Linked DNA regions of Homo sapiens: region 2 is linked to region 1. Evidence: chromatin loops called from intact Hi-C (ENCODE). Cell type or tissue: sigmoid colon. All regions are shown on one strand. Links, peaks and the distances in the headings refer to the core of each region. The heading gives the core; the rest is flanking DNA.

What was found. Hi-C counts contacts between places; a loop is a spot of excess contacts. Peaks named below come from ENCODE experiments on the same cell type or tissue, not always from the same donor. Only the 100,000 strongest peaks of a DNase experiment are listed, where the experiment ranks them.
Region 2: a loop joins it to region 1, with 2.5 times the contacts of the local background. A loop is called at or near these places in 3 of 110 quality-filtered maps.

The regions. Positions count from the first base shown.
Region 1 is chr1:201,707,012-201,711,397 of GRCh38, reverse strand. The region is part of intron 5 of NAV1 (neuron navigator 1); the gene reads right to left. The region is part of intron 2 of IPO9-AS1 (IPO9 antisense RNA 1); the gene reads left to right. Among named protein-coding and RNA genes, the nearest start is that of MIR5191, 10 kb to the left of the region's middle. In sigmoid colon, for the core only: a CTCF peak has its summit at 1,762 (motif pointing left); DNase peaks (open chromatin) are centred at 1,727 and 3,097; H3K27ac peaks cover 1,147 bases.
Region 2 is chr1:201,460,557-201,464,942 of GRCh38, reverse strand. PHLDA3 (pleckstrin homology like domain family A member 3) reads left to right here. Exons shown (of 2, transcript NM_012396.5): 2 at 1-665. Among named protein-coding and RNA genes, the nearest start is that of PHLDA3, 6.4 kb to the left of the region's middle. RefSeq lists an enhancer at 2,782-3,364. In sigmoid colon, for the core only: a CTCF peak has its summit at 1,699; DNase peaks (open chromatin) are centred at 2,862 and 3,572; H3K27ac peaks cover 1,766 bases.

The sequences.
Region 1 (4,386 bases), core at 84-4,083:
GGGGAGGCTGGGTGGGGCGGGCAGGGAGCCTGCAATGCCCTCTCCAGAGCCTTTTGGGCACCTTTTCTGAGAACCAGCTCCACACCCAAGCCCAGCCATCCCTCCTTTCCCCTCCCAGGGGGAGCTTCTCCACCCCCACATCCTCTCATGGTCAGCACCATGAATCCAGGCCTCCATGCTGGTGGCAAGGATCAGGGACAAATGGCAGGCCACCATGCCAGTGGCCTAAGCTCTATCCCCAGTCCTGGCATCACTTCCGTGGCCGCCAATGCCTATTTATCCTGGCAAGTGTCACCTTGTAAGCTGCTCCATGGCTTTAATTGATGGCTTGGCATGAAACACAGACAGGGTCAATTTTTTAGACTCGCCAAGAAATAAAGTTGAATTCTAAAATGCCTATGTGGGGACTAAGAACATGGTGCCAAGGTGTGGGTTTCTGGCCCAGGGTGATGCTTTTTATGGGCTTGGCAGACATGAGGGACAGGCACACACATCTCCAAGGGGTGTGTATTCCCAAAGAGGAAGGTGATCAAGAGTTACTCAGAGACTTCTGTGTGTGCCAGACCCTTTGCATGCATTATCTACTTGAATCCTTGCAACATTTCTGGGAGATTTGTGCTACTGCCCCATTTAACAGATGAGAAAACTGACACTCAGAGAGAACAAGTAAACTGCCCAAGGTCACACACCTAGCATGTAGCACAAGGCAGAGTTGAGCCCAGGAAGAAACTCATACTTGTCTTGATATATCACAGGGCATCTCTGCACCACTAGCATCAAGCATGGTGACTGTTGTATAGGAGGCGCTTAGGCTGCAAGCAGTGGCTCATGCCTATAATCCCAGCACTGTGGGAGACCGAGGCCAGAGGATCGCTTCAGGCCAGGAGTTTGAGACCAGCCTGGGCAACACAGGGAGATCCTGTCTATATAAAAAATAAAAATAAAAAAATTGGCCAGGTGGCTCAAGCCTGTAATACTAGCTACTTGGGAGGCTGAGGCAGGAAGATCACTTGAGCCCAAGAGTTCAATGCTGTAATGAACTATGATCACACCACTATACTCTAGCCTGGGCAACAGAGTGAGACCCTGTTTCAAAAAAAAAAACAAAGAAGATGCTTAGTGAACATTTCAAGAATGGATGCTACCACAATTTTTTAAAATTTCCAAAAACCCATGAAAAAAAGTAAAGGGATACATACATGTCACGTTAGGAAAATGTCTTTTTTTTTTTTTTTTAAGGAAAAATGTTTAAACCACACAGTAGCCTCAGGAGAGTCATGCTGCATTCCCTAATGCCCCAGATGCTCCAGATGGGAGTCATAGACATCTAGGTCACAGGTTTGACCCTCTTTCTCCATATCTCTTCCCTCAAAGACCTCTATCCTAGCCCCTTCCTCAATTCCACATCAGCAGAGTGTGGTGGGACTATTTCAGAGTCTCCCAGAGTCGCCAAACCACAAGAGTCCTTGAAAGTCACTTAATCCTGCTGTGTCTCTGGAGAGCTGGGAGGCTGAGGTCCAGGAAGTAGGGACTAGCTGGAGATCACAGAGATGCGAATGGAAGAACACTTGACTCCAGGCAGCTTCCCCACAGGTATAGATTTGGGGCATACAGGGGAGGAGGTTAGGGCAGGGTTTGGTTTCCTTGGGGGTGACCAGGATCTGGTCTCTGCTACCAGGCTGGAGGGGCCCTGCAGAGGCTACACCCTGCAGCTCCCTCTGTGCCCCAGCAGTGGCCCCTGGTGGCCATCATGGGTATGCCGCTCTGCTTCTCCAAGGCTCAGCCCAGGGTGGGTCTGGAGGGTTGGGGCCCCTGGTAAGTCTGGCTTCCTCCACATTGCTAGGTGACAGACACATTCCCGGGGTGGTACAGCCACAGCTTCAGGCCAAGAGGACTTACCTGTGTACAAAAGAAAGGCCTCCAGAGCTCCAGAGGCTGCAGAGGGGGCCTAGGTTGAGGAGCCAATCTGACATTCACACCCATGACCCTGAAGGTGAATTTTTATATTTTAGCTTAAAAATATGAGTAAGTTACATTTCCAAGGGAATTTACTTCACCTCTCAACCCTCATCCATTCCTGATCTTCACCTTACCCCACCTCTGACCACCAACCCATAACTAAGCTTCACCCCTTTCTCACCATCTCCTGTGAGGGTGAGCATCCCGGATGGGGTGAAGGTATCTAGGGCTTCCGCTACTCTGTGATAATGAGAAAAGTAACCTAAAAGTTCAATGGTTTTTTTTTTTTTTTTGGAGACAGGGTCTTACTCTGTCTCCTGGGATGGAGTGGCATGATCACGCCTCACTGCAGGCTCAACTTCCCTGGTTTTGAGCGATTCTCCCACCTTAGCCTCCTGAGTAGCTGGGACTACAGGCATGCCCCATCACGCCTGGCTAATTTTTGCATTTTTAGTAGAGACGGGGTTTTGCCATGTTGCCCAAGCTGGTCTCGAACTTCTGAGCTCAAGCTATCCTTCTGACTCAGCCCCCCAAAGTGCTGGGATTACAGGTGTGTGCCATCGTGCCTGGCTAATGGCTTGTTTTATTGGCTAAGTTGAGATGCCCTGGAGGCTGCCTCCATGTGTCTCTGTCAAATGTTTTGCTCTGGGTGTGGGACAGGCCTGGGGACAAAACAGAGCCCAGACATGGCAAAGATGCAGAGGGAGTCTTGGTAGCCCATCCCCTTCCTCAATACCCCTAAGTGGAGGACGTGCTCAGAATACTCCCATCTTACGTGGCACCTTTGTGCAAATTAGAACAAGGTACTCTCCAGTCCAACCCACCTCTAGCCAGGTCCTAGTAGAGTACAGCGTTCTCCTTCACATGATACCAGCCAGGATGCCACCCTCCAAAACTTACTCTGGGGGCCTGGGAGTGCGTGCTGTCTTAGCTCCTACAGAACAGGGTCCAGCTGCAAGAGTGAAGTGTGTGTATGTGTGTGTGTGTGTGTGTGTGTGCGCGCAAGTAGGGTTTGAGGGGGGAAGGGGGCAGGTAGGGCTCCTAGCAGGCCCCAGGGCGACACCAAGGTCTATGGGGAGGAGCTCATGATGTTATCCTGGGCTGCCCTCCAAGCCTTTCCCTGAAAATGGAGCAACTGGGGAGAGAATGTGTGTGCTACTCAGGCTCAGAACAGATGCAAGTCTCTCCCAACCCAGCCATCACCACGGCAATTCACAGTTACCACAAACAGCAGCATAGTCCCAGCATGCACTGGGGCATCTGCAGAGTAGGATGGTGTTTCTTTCTACACACTGTTGGCTCTTATGCAAGACCACAGAGAGAGCATACTGTCCATGTCAAGGGTCTTTGGGAAAGGACTAGCAATCAAATACACTTGACAGACAGGTGCATGCACACACAAATCAAATAATGCCCAGCTACTCAATGTTCACCACGAGGCATTTTCCATGTTATTTAATTTGAGCCAGGGGACTGATCACAAGTCTTTTTGACTCCAAAGCCCTTGTTCTTTCCACTACAATATGGTGTTTCAAAATACATGCACATGCCTCCAGATATACACACCTACTTGTGGTCTAGCCTGTAGTTTGTGGAAACCCTCATAAAACTCTGCAATTCTGCAGACATATGCATAGAGAGATTTCTGTGGACACATCTCCCATTGTATGGGGAGGAAGCAAGAAGACTAAAACGTTGCTAGAGGAAGAGAAGTAATTTAAGGGACAGCCCAGGGTGCACTGTGAGGATGATGTAAAAAGGGTCTTTCTCTCTGTTCCAGTGTCAGAACAGGGGAAACAGGCTTCCCCAGGAGGGCAGGACTACGAAATTGCTCATCAAGAGATTGGGACCCTAGGGCAAAACTGACAGTGATGTAGTGGCAAGAACATAGTCCTTAGATTCAGAAAGACCTGTGCTTCAGGTCCTGGTACTGCCCCCTTCCCAGCTTGTTTGAACAAGTCATCTCACCTCACTGCAGTTTCCCGCTCTGGGAAATGGGCATGATACCCACTTGGTGGGGTTGCTGTGAGGCTTAAAGAGCTAATTCACAAACATGCTTATAGTACGGTGCCTGGAACAGAGTAGGTGCTCTATAAATGGTGGCTCTTATCTGTCAGAAGGCACAAAGAGGTGGGTGAACAACGGGTGCACCCTCGGGCTGGCACTGAGGCTGGCCCCTTGTCTCTCATTTGCTGATGGGCGTGGTGCACACCCCTGGAGGGTGCAGCTCAACGGACCTGACATTCTCTTCCGGAACCTTGCTTTGGCTAGGTGAGACCCTCACTCATACCTGGAGTTAGGGGTGGATGAGGTAGTAACAAAACCTTGTTTCTGTGTCATCAGGCCTGACTACCACTCTCTCACTGCTGTGAGGCAATACAATATCTTCAATCCCGTTCTCTTGGGGCCAATCTTAGCTGTGGAGTA
Region 2 (4,386 bases), core at 126-4,125, 250 kb after region 1:
ACTGGGGGAGGCTGAGGCAGGAGAATTGCTTGAACCTGGGAGGCAGAGGTTACAGTGAGCTGAGATGGCACCACTGCACTCCAGCCTAGGTGACAAAGCAGCAAGACGCAGTCTCAAAACAACAACAACAAAAAAAACGGGAAAACAGGTACAGACAATAGCTGCCTGGAGTTGTACAGAAACTTGATTGGGTAACCCTGGACCTTTCCAGGCTGTGGCCAGCAGTTGACCCTGCCTGCCTTTCCTCCATTGTTTTCCCATGTCTGACCTTCCCTGTTGCAAAGCAGTGGCCTACTACAGGGTCTCTCTGGAGGGAGCAAGGAGGCTCAGTGGCCCCATTCAGCAATTCGAAGTCCCTTTAATTGTTTTGTGCTTCCAACCTGTTTTGTTCCCGTTCAGATTTCTCTCGCCTTCCAATAAAAACTTCCCTGTCCTGTGCCCCAGTCCCTCAGAGTCCACAAGAGGTTCAACTTGCTCATCTGATGTGTGAATTACATCACACAGTTGAATGAGAATTTGTTAATTACAACAGAACTTTTATAAATATGTCACTTACTGTATCCAATTGTACAATTGTCCATGGGTGGCTTAATCCCACCATGGCAAATAAGCGTCTGTTTATGCAACCCTAATCAGTGCTGAGAAAGATCAGAGCTCAACTAGAATGCTGTGATCAATTGGTGATGCCTGCCATGGGCTTTGGAAGAAAGGTGGGGAGAATGGCGGCATTATCTGGGGGGGTGGGCGTGGCTGGAGAGAAGAGGGTTGCCATCCTATATAACAGCAGCTTCTAAATAGCCTCTAAAATAGAATCTTTGGGCGGGGCGCGGTGGCTCACGCCTGTAACCCCAGCACTGTGGGAGGCCGAGGCAGGCGGATCACGAGGTCAGGAGACCAACCTGGCTAACACGGTGAAACCCCATCTCTACTAAAAATACAAAAAAAGTTAGCCGGGCGTAGTGGCAGGCACCTATAGTCCTAGCTACTCGGGAGGCTGAGACAGGAGAATGGCGTGAACCCGGGAGGCGGAGCTTGCAGTGAGCCGAGATCACGCCACTGCACTCCAGCCTGGGCAATAAAGCAAGACTCCATCTCAGAAAAAAAAGAAAAAAAAATAGAATCTTTGCTCTTCAATCAAACCGGAGGGTAACTGATGGTGGGGGTTCAGGCATAAGGAAAAGACGTATCCAGGCACTCAGAAATAGGGGAGTGGGCCGGGCGCGGTGGCTCACACATGTAATCCTAGCACTTTGGGAGGGCAAGGCGGGTGGATCACCTGAGGTCAGGAGTTTGAGACCAGCCTGGCCAACAAGGCGAAACCCCGTCTCTACTAAAACTACAAAAATTAACTGGGTGTGGTTGTGCACGACTGTAATCCCAGCTACTCGGAAGGCTGAGGAAGGAGAATCGATTGAACTCTGGAGGTGGAGGTTGCAGCGAGCGGAGATAGCACCACTGCACTCCAGCCTGTGTGACGGCAGTGAGACTCCATCTCAAAACAACAACAACAACAACAACAAAAACGAAATAGGGGAGTGTTAGTGAACAGATGGGGTTGAGAGGCAAGACATCCAGCAAACTAAATGCCTTTACAGGCTAGGCACTGTGCTCGACTCTGGGGATGCAGAAGAGAAAGACAAGATCCAGTCCTTGCCTCAAGGAGCCAGGTTCTGGTGACATCAGTCAGTGCTAACTGGTGCCCATAGAACTGGCCACCAGGCGCCAGGGGAGCACTGGGCAATACTTTCTCTGTCCAGCACTAGGGGTCATTCTCAGAGCTTGGCTGCAAAGGGCAGTGTAGGGTATAGTATGAGAGACATCAAGGGCAGAGGGCAGGTGGAGGGTGGAGGGGGAAGCAGGCTCTAGTTTCTGGCACTCTGCTTTTTTGGAACACCAGCCCTGTTGGTTTAAAGTATGTTGGTTCTTGACCAAACCCAGCTTCCGTTTCTCTTGCTAGGAGAGTCCCAGCCCCTTGAAGAGTCTGCTGCTGTTAGAGCCCTTGACACAGACCCTAGAACGCAGTTCTAGGTATGCAGCAGTGTAGGGGCTGGTGGTTGCAATGGGGTGATCATTTACTATCATTTGTAAGAGCCTGGGAGCTGTCTGAGTATCCTAAGAGCCCTCACAGCACAGAGGTCTGGGGTTCAAGACCAGGTTTTTTGTTGTTGTTGTTGGTTTTTTCTTTTTTGTTTGTTTTGTTTTGCTTTTTGAGACAGAGTCTTGCCCTGTTGCCCAGGCTGGAGTGCAATGGCACGATCTCGGCTCACTGCAACCTCCGCCTCCCAGGTTCAAGCAATTCTCCTGCCTCAGCCTCCCAAGTAGCTGGGATTCAGGCGCCCGCCACCAGGCCTGGCTAATTTTTTGTATTTTTAGTAGAGATGGGGTTTCAGTGTGTTGGCCAGGCTGGTCTCGAACTCCTGACCTTGTGATCCACCCGCCTTGGCCCCCGAAAGTGCTGGGATTACAGGCGTGAGCCACCGTGCCCGGCTAAGACCAGGTTTTAAAAAAGATCCGTGACCTCTTTGGGGAGTCTTTGCCTCTCTGATGGAGGAGGGGCCATCCTGCTTCCTGGGTTCACGGGTGTTCTCACTGCTCTGGTTTTCATGACTTTGAATTTCCAAGAAGGAGCAAAGGCCCTTACCCCGGGAAGGCTTGGCTAGACCTCAGAGTAGGGTCAAGACCTCTTTGGGGGCACAAACAGGCTCTGATAGTGCCAGCAGACATGCATGAGATGGAAAACCTTTGCTCAGTTGGGCCTGTGAGGCCAGGGAAGGGCTGTTGCCACCAACTCTCCCCATGCTTCGGCAGCCCCAGCGTGGCCTCACCCCCACCCGATACGTGAGTCATCCATGGGAACATGAGACAGGGCAAGTCTCAGCCAGGCAGCTGGGAGTCCGATGAGGTGGGGTGGGGAGACCGAGGGAGAAGGGATGGGCTTGCTGTGGTCAGGGTGAGCTGGGGTTGGGAGCTAAGGCTTTAGCAAGAGTGAGCCTGTTGCAAGGGTGAGAATGGAGACCAGTGAGGAGAGCCAGAGTGAGAGTCCATGAGCTGGAATCGCAGCAGGAAGGAGTAGGGGCAGATAGACAGGGCGTTACCGTGTGCAATCCTGAAGTCTGTTGGGGATGTATAGGTACTGTGGGCAGCTGTCACACCAGGGCCAGGACCCAAGGACCCTGGCAAGACTGGCTATACAGGAACATACTGTAAGGCTGCACAGAGAGCCCTGGTTTCACCTCCCTCAGTCTCCTGCCTCAGTGGGTCCACCATGGTTCACCGAAGTGATCTGTCCAGAATTCAATTCATTCTTCTGCTAAAACTGCCAGCGCTTTCCCCACTGCATTGGGAGGATGCCCACTTGTCAAAAGGGTCTTCTCTCCACTATCAGGGCTATCTCTCCAGTGTTTGTCTCTACGTGCTCCACGCCCGGCCCCAGCATGCAATCCACCCCCATTCCAGGACCTGGGAAAGCTGCCTCACACTGCCAGGCCAGTGTACCCCCACTCTTGCTACATGCTTCTGTATCACTGGCTCAGCTCTCTCTCATGTCACCACCTCTGAGAAGCTTCTCTGAGTGCCCTGCCTACAAGGCAGGCTGAGTAACTGCTCACTTCTCTCTGTGCTGCCATACCTCCTCTATTAGTCACACTGCCTTGTGATTGCTGATTTATGCGTCTGCCTGTCCAACTAGACTGGTCAGTTTCTGCACTTGTTATTTGTATATTCCTGGTGCCTCAGAGTACCTGGCAAATAGTAGATTCTAATAATAAAAATGACAAGTGGTATATAGTGTTTACTCCGTGCAAGATATTGACCCAAGAACTGTAAAAAAAAATTTTCTTTTTTTAAGACAGGGTCTCATTCTGTCACCCAGGCTGGACTGCAGTGGCATGATCTCAGCTCACTGCAACCTTGACCTGCTGCTGGGCTCAAGTGATCCTCCCACCTCAGCCTCCTGAATAGCTGAGACCACAGACGTGCACCACCATGCTTAGCTGGTTTTGTATTTTCTGTAGAGATGGAGTTTCATCATTTTGAACTCCTGAGCTCAAGCGATTCACCTGCCTCAGCCTTCCAAAGTATTGGGATTACAGACATGAGCCACCATGCCCAGCCTATACAATTCTTAAATCATGTAACGTTTCAACAACCCTGTGAGGTAGGTGCGATTATCACGACTCCCATATTTTACATTAAGAAACTGAGGCCCAGAGAAGTTAAGTGGCTGGTTCAGAGTCACATAGCAGCTAAGTGGTGGAGCCAGGAGTCAATGTGGTCACAGTGGGACTCTAGGTAAGTGCTCTTAACCCAACACCAAATAGATTCTTACTGTTTGTGAGTAAATAAGTAAGTGAATGAACCCAGCATTTTGCTGGGAGAAAGGAGGTC